4 separate regions of the Homo sapiens genome follow, and regions 1, 2 and 3 are each linked to region 4. A link is a contact called in ENCODE Hi-C data. All regions are on one chromosome and are shown on one strand. The core of a region is the stretch at or near the end of the contact, and the rest is flanking DNA. Distances in the headings are between cores, read along the strand shown. Region 1 overlaps RGS3 (regulator of G protein signaling 3). Region 2 holds the start of TRIM32 (tripartite motif containing 32). Region 3 overlaps ASTN2 (astrotactin 2). Region 4 overlaps DELEC1 (deleted in esophageal cancer 1).

Region 1 (3,187 bases), core at 248-2,747, 1.7 Mb before region 4:
TTAAAAGGAAAATTGTAGCATGAACCTTTCCCACACCACTAAATGCTCTGTGTTTTACGGTGGTTGCCCACTCTTCTTTTATATGGGTATACTGTATTTATTTAACCAGTTCTGTATTCAGATACTTCTGTCTACTCTTTTGCTATTGTAAATAACCCTGTGATGAAAATCCTTGCGCATGGATTGCCTCTCTGATTATTTTCCTTGGGAGAGATTGCTGAAAGGGAAATGACTGGGTCATGGGTCATAAACATTTTAAAGGCTCTTTACACATATTGACAAATTGCTTTGCAGGAAGATTCTAATGGTTTATCGTCTTATCAGCAGCATAGACATGACTTGGCCCCACGGGCTTCATTTCTGCCTGTGCCTCTCTGGTCTCCCTGGCATCCCAGTCTGAGCCTGTCACTGTCCAGTAGGCACACTTTGTTAGGATGCAACACATCTCTGGGAGCTCACACGCCTCCCCTTAGACAGCTCTGTCAGCAGGGCCTGGCCTTAGCCTTTCTGTGGGTCTCTTCTCTTTCTTAGCATGTGACACAAAGTTCTTGGCATCTACAATGTCTAATTTTCTTTCTTTTTCTTTTTTTTTTTTTGAGATGGAGTTTCACTCTTTTTGCCCAGGCCGGAGTGCAAGGGTGCGATCTCGGCTCACTGCAACCTCCACCTCCCAGGTTCAAGCAATTCTCCTGCCTTAGCCTCCCAAGTAGCTGGGATTACAGGTGCCCACGACCATGCCTGGCTAGTTTTTTGTATTTTTAGTAGAGACGGGGTTTTACCATGTTGGCCAGGCTGGTCTCGAACTCCTGACCTCAGGTGATCCACCCGCCTCGGCCTTCCAAAGTGCTGGGATTACAGGCATGAGCCACCACATGCGGCCTGTGTCTAATTTTCATGTTCATTTTAATATTTGTATAAGAAACTACTTCTATTTAAGAGACAGTCTCTCGCTGTGTCCCCCAGGCTGGAGTGCAGTGGTATGATCACAGCTCACTGTAACCTCAAGCTCCTGGCCTCAAATGATCCTTCCACCTCAGCCTCCCAAGTAGCTGGGATTTCAGGTCCAGCTTGCTATTTGTTTCATGATCTTTCTTTAAGCACCTTGCTTGATGTCATGTACTTAGAAGCCATATTAGAAATATACAGTCATAAGGACAAGTCCTGCTGGGTAATCCAGAGCTTAGGGAGCTTCCTCTGGGCTGGGCTGGGCAAGGTGAGGGAGTAGGGTGAGAGGTTTGGGTGATAATTGACCCTTGGGGGATTGCCTGAGAAGGAGACAGTTCAAGTGTGCTATGAGTGCAGAGCAGGGACTGGCCTGGCTTTGAAGGGACTCAAGTGACCAAATCTCTTGGCATGTGGCTCTCAGGATGCCTCTTGGTCCTGTGAGGCATGAACAGGATAGATGGGGGATGGCGGGGGCTGGGAGGGCCCAGGAGCCCAGTGCAGTGGGGGGTGAGAGCTGGGGCTGAGGACTGCAGAGGGCCTAAGCCTGTGGTTAGACTTCCTGTCAATGAGTGTAGCTCTCACGGTGAGGGTTGATGGGGAAGGTGGCAGCAACAGTTCCACAGGACAGCAGCGTCTCTCTTTCTGTTTCCATCTTATGTATGAGGGGGTGTGTGGGTTCTCGGGTCGGTGGCGGGCTGACAGTCTTCTCTGGGTCAGAGGGTTCTCTGTGGCTGGCTTTGACAAGCTGCTGCTTCCTCCCCCCGGGTCCTCACCCAGCCTCTTTTTGAACTGCCCACTCAGCCTGCTTTATTTCCAGCCTCTAGATCTCTGTAATCCTGCCCGGACCCTCCTGCTGTCAGAGGAGCTGCTGCTGTATGAAGGGAGGAACAAGGCTGCCGAGGTAAGACTTTCACCTGCATTTTTTAGGGGGCTTTCTGGGTGGGCTTCATTGGCATTCTCCAGGCCCCTCACTTTGGTCTCTTCCTGAGTATCTTAGAATTGTACATTCTCAGGGTAGGGGAGACCTGAGAAGGACCCCGCCACTCTCCCTAGCAAAGGCTACCCAGCTTTTTCTTGTACATCTCCTTTCAAAAGCTGTCGAATCCTTCTTTGATGGTTAGAAAGTTTCCCCAGCCCCTAAAGACACCCCATTGTTTATCCCACCTTCCTCTCAGGAGCAGAAGAGATGGCAATTTACCCTGGCTGTGGGGAGTGACTTTGGTGGCAGGAAGAGTAAAGCTATTAGCCAAAGTGAATTTTTAGACCAGCATCAGTTTACCTGAGTTTTCTGGGCCTGTTTTAACCCAAATCCCATGTCCTCTTCTGAGAGACGAGTCTATGATTTCGCCTGGGTTGTAGCTCTGCCTGTGGGGTGCTGACATGGGACCTGTGTCACCCTTCCTGGGAGCTGGCCTGGGATGCTTTTCTCTAATTGGGAGAACTTCATTCATCTACACAACCCCAGAGCTGGTCAGTTCAGTCTCTGAGCTTAAACTACTTGGGTACAGAAGTTGGAGCCCTGGGCTCTGCCCTGGCTACCTGGGGCCATGGGGTGAGGGTAGCAGGCTCTTTGCAGATCAGGCCCCAATGTAGAGCTGCCTTGGCTGAGTCGAGTGGCAGCTTGGGGTAGTGGAAAGATCAGGAAACTTGGAGACAGGAAGTTTGTATCGAGACCCAGGTCTGCTGCTGGCTCACATGTGATTTCTTCCTTCTTCCTCAGTCTTTCCATCTGAGCAGTAGGTATGTGTGTATTTGAGGCAGTAAGGGCAGGGTCAGAGGTTGGTCTGTAAGGACGCTTTAAACCTCAGCCTTCTGGGACACTATGTGTGACTGTGGCTGAAGCAGGAGGTTGGTTTGTTTTTTAAGTAAGCAGACTGGACTGGAACTCATCTATTCCAAATGTACATTATCTTTTTCAAGGGAGTGCCCTGGGGGACTGCATGCTCCCTTCCACCGCTCGCTGTTGCCTACTGTATTTCTGGACCTCCTCTTTTCCGAACCTCCTCTTGGGAACTTTGCAAACTTTGGGAACTTAACAATCTTTGCATATCTTCTGAATTGTCTCAGTGGGAGTAAAACTTCATCTGTTGGGAGGGATTTAAGTTTTAGGGATGAGAAGTCACTTAGAGCTATGTTTGGTGAATGAGAGTGTGGTGGACCTAAGTCTGGCATCCAAGGGTCAGAAATTGAGGTGTGGCCATAAATTCACAGACTCATAAGAAGCCAGTTAGAGATGGCAGCC
Region 2 (3,127 bases), core at 189-2,688, 1.5 Mb after region 4:
CTGTATTGATACATATACACACATATATAATATGTATATATGTAAGACTATGAACAGTCCTAAATTTATACTTTGGGCTGATAACTGTGGTTTTCAGGAAAAAAAAAAATTTTAAACGGGTGCAAAGTCTCCCCAACTGGTCTAAGTGAGAAATCATTTGGCATTACCTCTCCCTTATCCCCTACCTGCTAATTACAATTTTTCAAATATAGTTATCATTAAGTGCAAACTACCATAATCTTGGCTTATCTTCATGGCAAACTTCAATTAGAAATTTAGAAAATGGGGAGAAAGAGTAAACAAGGTTAAGAGAGTGGGTTCTCAGATAGAATTGGGTACAAATTTGGGCTCCAACACTTAGGTATATGTGGCCTTGTGTAACCACCTAGGTTACACAACAGGTGTAGGTTAACCATCAGCTGCCTTATCTCATTAGGTCCTTATGAGGATTTAGTGAGCTATGCACCTGAAGTCCTCAGCTGTAGCCAGACAGCAAGTGTTCAAAGATGTTAGTCATTGTTTTTGTTTATTGTTTTATCATTGTGCAGGGTCACATAGCTAAGGGGAATTTCAAATCCAAGTCCATCCTACTTCAAACTCCTTTGTGCTCCTAAGCTGTACAGTATAGTCACCTTGGAGAGTAGGTGATTGGCCCCAAACTACTTCAGGGACTGCAGGTCGTGGCCAGCCAGTCCTGTATCAGACCTCGTCCTTGCCAGATGCCTAGTGCCCCAGATTCCCTCAAATCTCAGGCCAGATCACCTCCCACCTGGTAAGATTCCTCCACCTTCACCCGAGCAAAACTACACTTGGTTTGGGTTCCCGGGTACCTTCAGTCTGCAGGGACAGGGGCTGCAGAGTGTACTCCCCAAGTCTGCCTCTGCTGTCGGCCTCCCAGCTGAGTAGGCAAAACATTCCTTTACAGAGCAATGTGTTCATGGATAAACTTGTCTCTAGTGCAGCTCTCTGTCAGAGCACAGAACATGAGGCCAAAGCACTGCCCTTCCTAGGGAGTCCCGGTTCTCGACTTCCCCAGAATGGAAGTTTGATTTTTCCGTTGGCCCATTTCTCAGATGGAAAAACAGATTCAGTAAGGTGCCAACGCTTTGCTGAGGACTACCCTGGAGGCTACCGTTTTGTGAAGGGGTAGACATTGAGACTGGAGTCAGATACGCATTCTGGCTTATCTCCTGACTTACTGAGTGAACTTGAGCAGGTCCCTTTCGCCCATGGGCGTCGGTTTCTTCATCTGCACCAAGGAGACGGAAAACTGGATTACGTGTCGCTAAGGCCCCGGGTTCTCAGAGGAAAGCTCACCCCTGCAGGGCCGCCTTGCCCCGCGCGCTTGGGGCCAGCTGCACGACAAGCCCCAGCATGCTGGGGAGGCGGGGCTCAGTGACGGACAGGGAGCTCTGCGAATTGGCGCCCGGCAAGGGGTGCTCAACGGCGCGTGCGCAGAGGGAGGCAGGCGGGTGGGCTGCCGGCGGTGGACTCGTCGGAGCCGCGGGCGGTCAGGTAGGGGGCGGGAAGGAGGGTTGGGGACTGGGGACCGCGGCCGGAGTCGTGGGCCGTGGCTCAGCGGCCAGGCGGGGGAACGTGCCGGCGTGCAGCGGCCGCGCCCGAATGGCAGGGTGTGGGGACCGGATCTGGGGGGGGCAGGACTAGGGTGGGGGTGGGGCTGCGAGGGGCAGGCTCGGGAGGGATTCGTGGGGCTGAGGAGATCCGAGGAGATGCAGCTGGGGGAGGGGAGCGAGGGGCTCTGAAGAGATTTGCGGTTGCAGCATCTCGGGAGGTATGAGGTAATGTCGGGGCCCTGAGGAGGAACGGGGTGTAGCATGTGGGAGATGGGAGGGAATCAGGGCCCTGGAGGGACCTGGGTGCAGAATTTCAGAAATATGAAGGAACTGGGGGGCCCCGATGAGATTTGAGGAAATCTGGGGGCGCTAGGCATCTGGCAAGGACAGGGTCTGAGATGATAGGAGCAAGGTCTAGGGCGATCCTAAGTGCTATTGAGAAAGGGTTTTCGGAGTGGGCTGAGGGTGAGATTGAGGGGGTGGGGTGAGTTCTTGAGGGACTCTATCTTGTTAGCAGAAAGAAGGGAGCTGGCTGAGGTGTGAAGGCAGCACATGACATTCAGTGCATAAGAGGAAGGAGCAGGGTATGAGGGCAGCACAGTGCCCGATGGAATGCAGGAGATGGGGGCTCAGATTGAGGGAGAGCAGAAATCTGGGGTGAGGAATTGGGGCGTTGAACTGAGGTGCGGGGCTGAGTGTGGCAGAGATTTGGAAATAGGGATTAAACGATCTGAGTCCGAGGGATTTGGGGCATATGAGTGAGGAATTGACGAGGGTTGCAATATACAGCCCCAAAGATTGGAATTTGGAATTGTAAGAGGGTTGGGGACAGGGTTTGGAGAGGATTGAATCGTGGGGTGGAGATGTCCTAACTGGGCTATAAAATCAAAGGACCCTGAGTAGATTTGTGGATTGGTGTCTTGGGCTGCTAAAGAGATTTTCCTTAAATCGCTGCATGGGAGACAGAGGGAGTTCAGGGGACCCAAGGACCTAAAAGTAATGTATGAAACTGGATGAGTATATGAAGATGAGCAGAGTTCAGGTGCTGAGGAACAAAGTGATAAATCTTCAGTTCAGATAATCCTGAAGGAGTGTGGTAATCCCTGTGAAGGGCAGAATCTTCTTCATTTATTAAACAAAGATCCGTTATCATGAGGCAGGTATGGTATTGCCACTAACTCCATTCTGACCACCGGTCCCCCGGCCCACTGAAAGTGGTAGGCTTTGGGGAAGAAGAAGTGGAACTATTCAAGGTCATCTGCCTAAGCCCTTTTTCCCTGTACCCCCAAGCTACGATAGCAGATAGAAAGTGAGACCTCCAGGGGAATGAGTGGAATAATTTATCCTATATAAGATCCATTACAGCTTGAAGGGGCAGTGGCTCTGTGAGTGAGGTGTTTGGGCTCGGAGACAGACAAAACAACAACAACAACCACCAGAAAAAAAAAAGGGAACCCTTAGGTATTGAGCATTTAGTCCTGTGCTAGACTGTAAAGCAGTGGTTCTTAACCAAGTCTGGCTTTGTCTCCTAGGAGACATTAGGCAATGTCTGG
Region 3 (3,161 bases), core at 104-2,603, 1.7 Mb after region 4:
CCCTGTCTCTACTAAAAATACAAAATTAGCTTGGCATGGTGGCGCACGCCTGTAATCCCAGCTACTTGGGAGGCTGAGGCAGGAGAACAGCTTGAACCTGGGAGGCAGAGGTTGCAGTGAGCCAAGATCACGCCACTGCACTCCAGCCTGGGCAACAAGAGTGAAACTCTGTCTCAAAAAAAAAAAAAAAAAAAAAAAAAAAAAAGATCTGTGGTTGTAGATACTGCCATGTATGAGCCCATCTCTCACACAGCATCATCACCAATCATGTGGAACAGTTGGTTCCCATTTATAGTTAAGTCAGTTAGGTTTGGTTTTGGCATAGACTGTGAATAGAGTCTACAAAGATAAAGGAGAGGGAAGGTATGATCAGTAGAACAAGGTCCTTCAATAAACTGAAGTGCATGAGATCAGGGTCAGGCAGAGAGATTTCCCTTAGATAGGAAGCAAGCCACACTCTAGAGATGAGTAGGAGAGGGTGGTATTGGTATTTGGTGGCAGAAGCTATGGGAGGCACCATGGTTAAGATCAGTAGGGGATCTGTAAGCATGCAATCACCAGCAAGTTATCTATGATCTCACTTTTCTCTCTTCCACTCAAGGTAACATTCCCCAAACACAAGTGGGAGATGTTATTTTACTTCTAAGGTCATATCCATTGCATTTTAAAAAATCCCTCCAAAAGACAAAATATTTTGAAACTTGAGTAATTAGACTATTATTAGCACTACATTTCTGACAACTTACCTAACCCCATAGTTTCAAATACTAAAAATCAGAGTAACTTGAGTAATGTGACTATTTTTGTTGTTACATTTCTTGGGACTTACCCAATAACTCATGTGGTCAAAGCCTGTGGGTTGTGCCACTATAGCTGAGAGCAACTGTATTGACTAAAATCACAATAATATGTAAGCTTTTCCATTACTTGATTATAACTGCATTACTGTATTTGTAACTGCCTTTTAGTTTATTCTTAATGCTAGTGAGCACTTGACATGATTTGAGAGTTGCAGAAAATAGCCCAACCACCACCACGACTTTATGAATAGTAATGCATGGGGTATGTCTGACTACTTACTCTAGACCTACCATAGACATGACTAATCAATTCTGGCATTCATTCCTATTGGGCTCGCATGCAGCCACAGAATCCTTCTCGGCCTTATGCTCCAGAGAGTATAAGGCTGGCCTCAAAGATGCAATGCATTTGCTATTGTTGATTGGCTTAGAAGCTCTTGGGGTTCATTCCTGTTCATTTCCTGGTGAAGAAGAAATGGCCTCCAGGATCTGGCAAGAATAAGGGCCCTGGAGCAGCCTTGAGCATCTGGCTCTCAATTTCCGCATTCTTTCTCTCCCTTTAAGAAGAGGTGAGATGTGATGAGAGGCACAGGCTGTGAGGCCTCAGGCTTTTATCTCTGGCAATGACATGGGCAGCGTGACATGCAGGGTAATGAATTGCCGTCTTTGCAGAAATGAATAAGTTGTGGTCAGTGATGAAATGATCAATTTGCTCCATCATGTTAAGCTGCCCATTCATCATCCACACCTGCTGTCAGGAGCCCAGGGCCGCTGATATTGGCCTCAAGCCTCTTCCTCAGCTAGCCGAGCAATCGCCGTTGGAGCTGCCTCCAAGCTCAAGGCTGCCTTTGATTACAGCCTTTGAGGAGGGGCCCAATTACTTACTGCTCAGCCACCGGTGACTCTGAAAACAAGGGACATTTGTGCTGACCTGGGCTGTTGACATGTAGCCTAACAAAATGTGAAAGACCCTCTGACAGGGATCCAGGTGGCCCGTCTTATTGTCCCACAGTGCGACCTTGGGCCAGGCCATGTCATTTCTGTTCCTTAGCTTCTCTATTATAAAAGGAAGGGGTGGAGGAGACTCCCAGTTCTCCATCTCCGACCCAATAGATCTGCAAATGTCTGCTATGGAAAGGACAGTTTGTGATTTTAACTCCCCCACCCACTGAGGCAAATAACAGCATTTATTAGCTGAGATTGTTTGGCAGCAGTGAATCATTCTTTGGCTTAACTGAAAATAAGGTGTAATTATCACATTTTACTGATAAGGAAACTGAGGCCTAACAAGGTTAAGTGGGGTGCCCAAAGCCACAAAGAGAGGTTGTGTTATAGTTACAATTGAATCTGTATCTGTTTGACTTCTAAACCCTTGCTTTTCCCACTGCAAATTGTTTTGGCTAGAGAGCAGGCTATTAAGACATTCTAGCCAAGCCAATTTCCTGAGAGTTCTGCAGGTACCAGGTGTTGCTGGAGCCCAGCATCTGCTCAGAGGAAGGCAGAGAGACCCAGAGGAACCCAGAATGAGACACTCATTTTTGCATCCTCAGTTTCCAAGTTAATTTTCTAGCTCCTGGTTAGGACCCGAATTACAGAGACCAGGCAGCTGTCCAACAAGAATGCTGACAGGTTTCATTGTCCTCTAGGGTAGCTGCTGCCTAAAGAATATTTGATTTTTTGTTTTTTTAACAACAACAAAAAAGATGGGTTCCCTGTATTGAGCATCTCCTGAGTGCAAAGCCCTGCACTATGTGCTCAACACTTGATCCTTGATGGTTTAAAGCCTCAACAGTGTGATCAGGTTAGTTGCTCACATTCTTGGATAGAAAAACTGAAACTTAGAGCAGATAAGAGACTTGTCCAAGGTCATTTAGCTCATTAGTGGCAGAGCTGTAGCTCAATCTGTATCCATCAGTCATCTGTCCATCAAGTCCAGTGGAGTAGAAGGGGTCACACAATGGGCTCAGAGACAGAGAACCTTGTGCTAGTTCACACCCTTGACCTGTCCATGTATGTATGGACATGTAAGCTTGGGCGGGTTACACAGGGCTTGGTTTTCTTATCTTTTTTTAAGGGCTTGGTGTTATTTTTAAAATAGCAGAGATTCTAATAACAGCAGCTACCTGTTATTCAACTCTTATTATGAGCTGGCATTCAGGTGTTTCATTTTATTTCATTTCTGAAAACAATCCCATGATATAGCATCATTATCCCTATTATATATATCCAACAACTGAGACTAGAAAGGGAATATAACTTACTCCAGGCCACAATGTTAGTGAATGGCAGAGCTAGGATTCTCTGACCTCGAAGTCAAAGTTCTCAGCTACTTAGTTATACAGGAGAAATGTTTCTTAATAT
Region 4 (2,952 bases), core at 185-2,684:
AGTCACACCAGTCTTACTGAGTATCCCTAAAAAATGGAGGCAGAAGAATGGACTTGATGATAGAAAAATTTATTCTTGGGCACTAAGCGTGCTCAGCTGGCTATGTCTACCTCCATACCTCCCCTTTAATATTTTTCTCCTGGCCCAACAAGTATGTCCAGGGCCCTATAAAGGAAATAATCCAGCATATGTCTAATGTTGGCTCACCCAGTCCTCATCAGCTTTGAGCCATCTCACTTTGCTTCTAATATTCCTAAAGCCCCTCTTCTTCAGAGTCCCTACTCCTCTATTTTACTCAGTTTCTCTTGATTCTATATCATGGCTTCATTCTTCTCTACAGTGTTTCTAGGAATACGAAAGAGTAGGGATGTTGTCTGAAAACTCCAAGGTTGAGATATAACATACTGTTTAATAACAGAGATGCTGAAATCAAACTGGTATGAATTTACATCTTTCCCTTACTACTATTAATTCTGGACCTTAAGTAAGTTGTGTACCTTTTTCAAGTTTCCTCATCTGTAAGAAGGAGGACAATAATAATTCCTATCTTGTATGTTATTGTCAGAATTTAATGAGTTAACAAATATATGTAATATATATGTTTTATATATATATACACATTTTGGTTTAGTGTTTGGCATATAGTTAAGTACAAAATAAATATTAGCTATTGATATTAATTTTGGGGTTGGAGGTCAAGAAATAAGGCTGGAAAGTTGGGAGGCTCCATTGTGAAGAGTGACTTAATGATTAAGAAGCTGGATTTTGGGCAAGAAAAAAGAGGGGCTTTGGACAGGAGAGTGCATTCATTTTCTATTGCTGCCGCACAACATGAAACTTAGTGGTCTGAAACAACACAGACTCACAGTTCTGGAGATCAGATGTGTAACATGGTAGGCAGATTGCATTCCTCTGGTTTTGGGGAAGCCGTACCTTTCTCAGCTTCTAGAGGTTCTCCATATTCCCTGGCTGGTGGCCAAGCATATTCCGAATTCTGCTTCCGTTGCCACATCTTCGTGTCTGCCTGACTCTACTGTGTCTCTCTCACAAGAACTTTTGTCCCAGATAGTCCAGGACTATCTCCCCATCTCAAGATCCTTAATTTAATTACATTGGCAAAGTCCCTTTTGCCATGTAAAGTAACAAATTTGCAAGTTCTGGGGATTAGAATTTGGGCTTTGATGGAGGACATTTCAGCCTACCACAGAAAGTAACATGGCTGTCTGGGGATTTTCCAGGATAGCTTGTGAGATTAGAGTTAGGAAGGCCAGTTAAGATGCTGTTGTGAGAATGTGAGAATGCTGTTGTGAGAATGTTGTGGGGAATGTGAATGTAAGCATTAGGGGCAATCAGGACACTGGGGAGGAATGGCTGCTGAAGAACTAAAATCACCAAGACTTGGCTAATGAGATTAGGAGAAGGGCTTCTTTCTAGATTTCTAGCTGCAGGGACTTTCAGCTAGGGGATGGTGGTGTCAGCAGGAGCTGGCAAATACCAGGGGAGGTGACCGACACATTGACTAAGGCTTTCTGAGAAATCTTGCTTCCTGTAGCCTGCAGCCATTCGTTATAAAACACAGAGAGCAGTCTGGCCCAGAACAGAGTTTCCCACATTTCACTCATTCTTAACAACTTTTTCCAAACCTGTCTTTTTAATGTTTCAATTTCTGAATATTTTTCTTTAAATAGACTCCAGTAAAAGTAGCTTCATCCTAAACAATTAGTTTCACAAAACCACAACTCTGATATGCCTGGATATTTGGATGCACATACTATTCATACATACTCATTAAAATGGAAATGTATTTTTCCATGCACCAGCTAAAATTATTTCTCAAACCATCAGTGCTAAGCAAACCACATATATGCAAATGTCGGGGAAATGACAAAAACACAGACTGAGAGATTCAAACCTAGACTTGAGTGTATCACTTGAGTCCCTGGACTTTTATTTCCTCATATGTGAAATAAAGATAATGTCTAACTTATAATAACTTAGTTAGATAATTAGTGTATGGAAAATGCAAGGTGCCATATCTTATAACAGGAACCCAGCCTATTATATGCATTTATATTGTTGAATCTTGTGATGTTTTTTCCTTATATATTAAATAAGTCAGTCTTTTCATAAGACCTGTCAGTTAATTTTGATAAACACACTAGGGAATTCATCGTCTTTGCAGTCTAGGTGGCAAAGCAATTTTACTTACTGTTTTTTATTACCTCATGAGTCTTCTTTACTTCCAGGGTACTTCTTTACTTCCAGAGGAGGTATGGAGGTATGGAGGTAGACATAGCCAGCTGAGCACACTTAGTGACCAAGAATAAATTCTTCTATCGTCAAGTCCATTCTCCTGCCTCCACTTTTTAGGGATACTCAATAAGACTGATGTGACTTTCCCCATGTTACTTGAAAATGAACAGTTTAAGGAAGAGGGAAAAGTAAACCAAGAGCCAGAGGATCAAGTGACCACGAGGGGCTTAGGGAAGGCATTCATTCCTGTTGACTGTGCTAGGAGAACCCTGGGTCAGGAGATGCTGGACTCCTGGGGTAGAAAACCTAGTTCTTTTCAAAGATTTAAAGTAAAGTTTTGAGGTGGAAAGCCCTACTGTTTTCTGGACTATATTAGAATCATTCCTCTCCTCATGGCTGTGGATCATATTGCTTATAAAATACCAGCCTCGTGACCCATTTGAGAACATCACTGAAGGTCCACAAGATAGGAACAAATGGGTTTTAAAAAACACCCCAGGGTCTCTCCCTACTGAATCCCTACCCAGTCTAACAGAATTAGACTCAAAGCAGCATTTGCAGAAGATAGCCCTCTTTGCATGAGCTTTCCAATGATACATCTGGTTTTCCTTTTGAAAAAGGCCCTCAAACCTCATAAAACTGAAGTCCTTTGATTCAAACCACAAATTCCTTATAGCTAACCTCAGCAAAACTCCTTAC

The links. A loop is a pair of places that touch in the nucleus more often than their neighbours do. Pooled maps may share reads with other maps.
Region 1: a loop to region 4 is called in a pooled map, with 19 times the contacts of the local background. The contact joins two enhancer-like sites. A Hi-C loop is called at or near these places in 2 of 37 single-sample maps with no recorded cell type and 3 of 50 pooled maps.
Region 2: a loop to region 4 is called in a map with no recorded cell type, with 9 times the contacts of the local background. The contact joins the promoter of TRIM32 here to the enhancer-like site in region 4. A Hi-C loop is called at or near these places in 4 of 37 single-sample maps with no recorded cell type and 4 of 50 pooled maps.
Region 3: a pooled map shows a loop between it and region 4 (10-fold over the local background). The contact joins two enhancer-like sites. A Hi-C loop is called at or near these places in 3 of 37 single-sample maps with no recorded cell type and 2 of 50 pooled maps.

What each region holds. Positions count from the first base shown.
Region 1 is chr9:113,515,779-113,518,965 of GRCh38, forward strand. It overlaps RGS3 (regulator of G protein signaling 3), which reads left to right. Exons shown (of 23, transcript NM_001394167.1): 14 at 1,763-1,846. Among named protein-coding and RNA genes, the nearest start is that of RGS3, 54 kb to the left of the region's middle. RefSeq lists enhancers at 1,457-1,706, 1,867-1,996, 2,398-2,687. Within about 2 kb of position 1,498, at least 10 of the 41 ENCODE cell types and tissues checked have a DNase peak (open chromatin) inside an H3K27ac peak, as active enhancers do.
Region 2 is chr9:116,685,867-116,688,993 of GRCh38, forward strand. It overlaps TRIM32 (tripartite motif containing 32), which reads left to right and starts at 1,439. Exons shown (of 2, transcript NM_012210.4): 1 at 1,439-1,515. The region is part of intron 16 of ASTN2 (astrotactin 2); the gene reads right to left. RefSeq lists enhancers at 1,106-1,425, 1,866-1,915 and a silencer at 1,496-1,695.
Region 3 is chr9:116,951,163-116,954,323 of GRCh38, forward strand. The region is part of intron 10 of ASTN2 (astrotactin 2); the gene reads right to left. Among named protein-coding and RNA genes, the nearest start is that of SNORA70C, 230 kb to the right of the region's middle. Within about 2 kb of position 1,354, at least 3 of the 41 ENCODE cell types and tissues checked have a DNase peak (open chromatin) inside an H3K27ac peak, as active enhancers do.
Region 4 is chr9:115,205,792-115,208,743 of GRCh38, forward strand. All of the region lies in intron 1 of DELEC1 (deleted in esophageal cancer 1), which reads left to right. Among named protein-coding and RNA genes, the nearest start is that of DELEC1, 65 kb to the left of the region's middle. Within about 2 kb of position 1,435, at least 2 of the 41 ENCODE cell types and tissues checked have a DNase peak (open chromatin) inside an H3K27ac peak, as active enhancers do.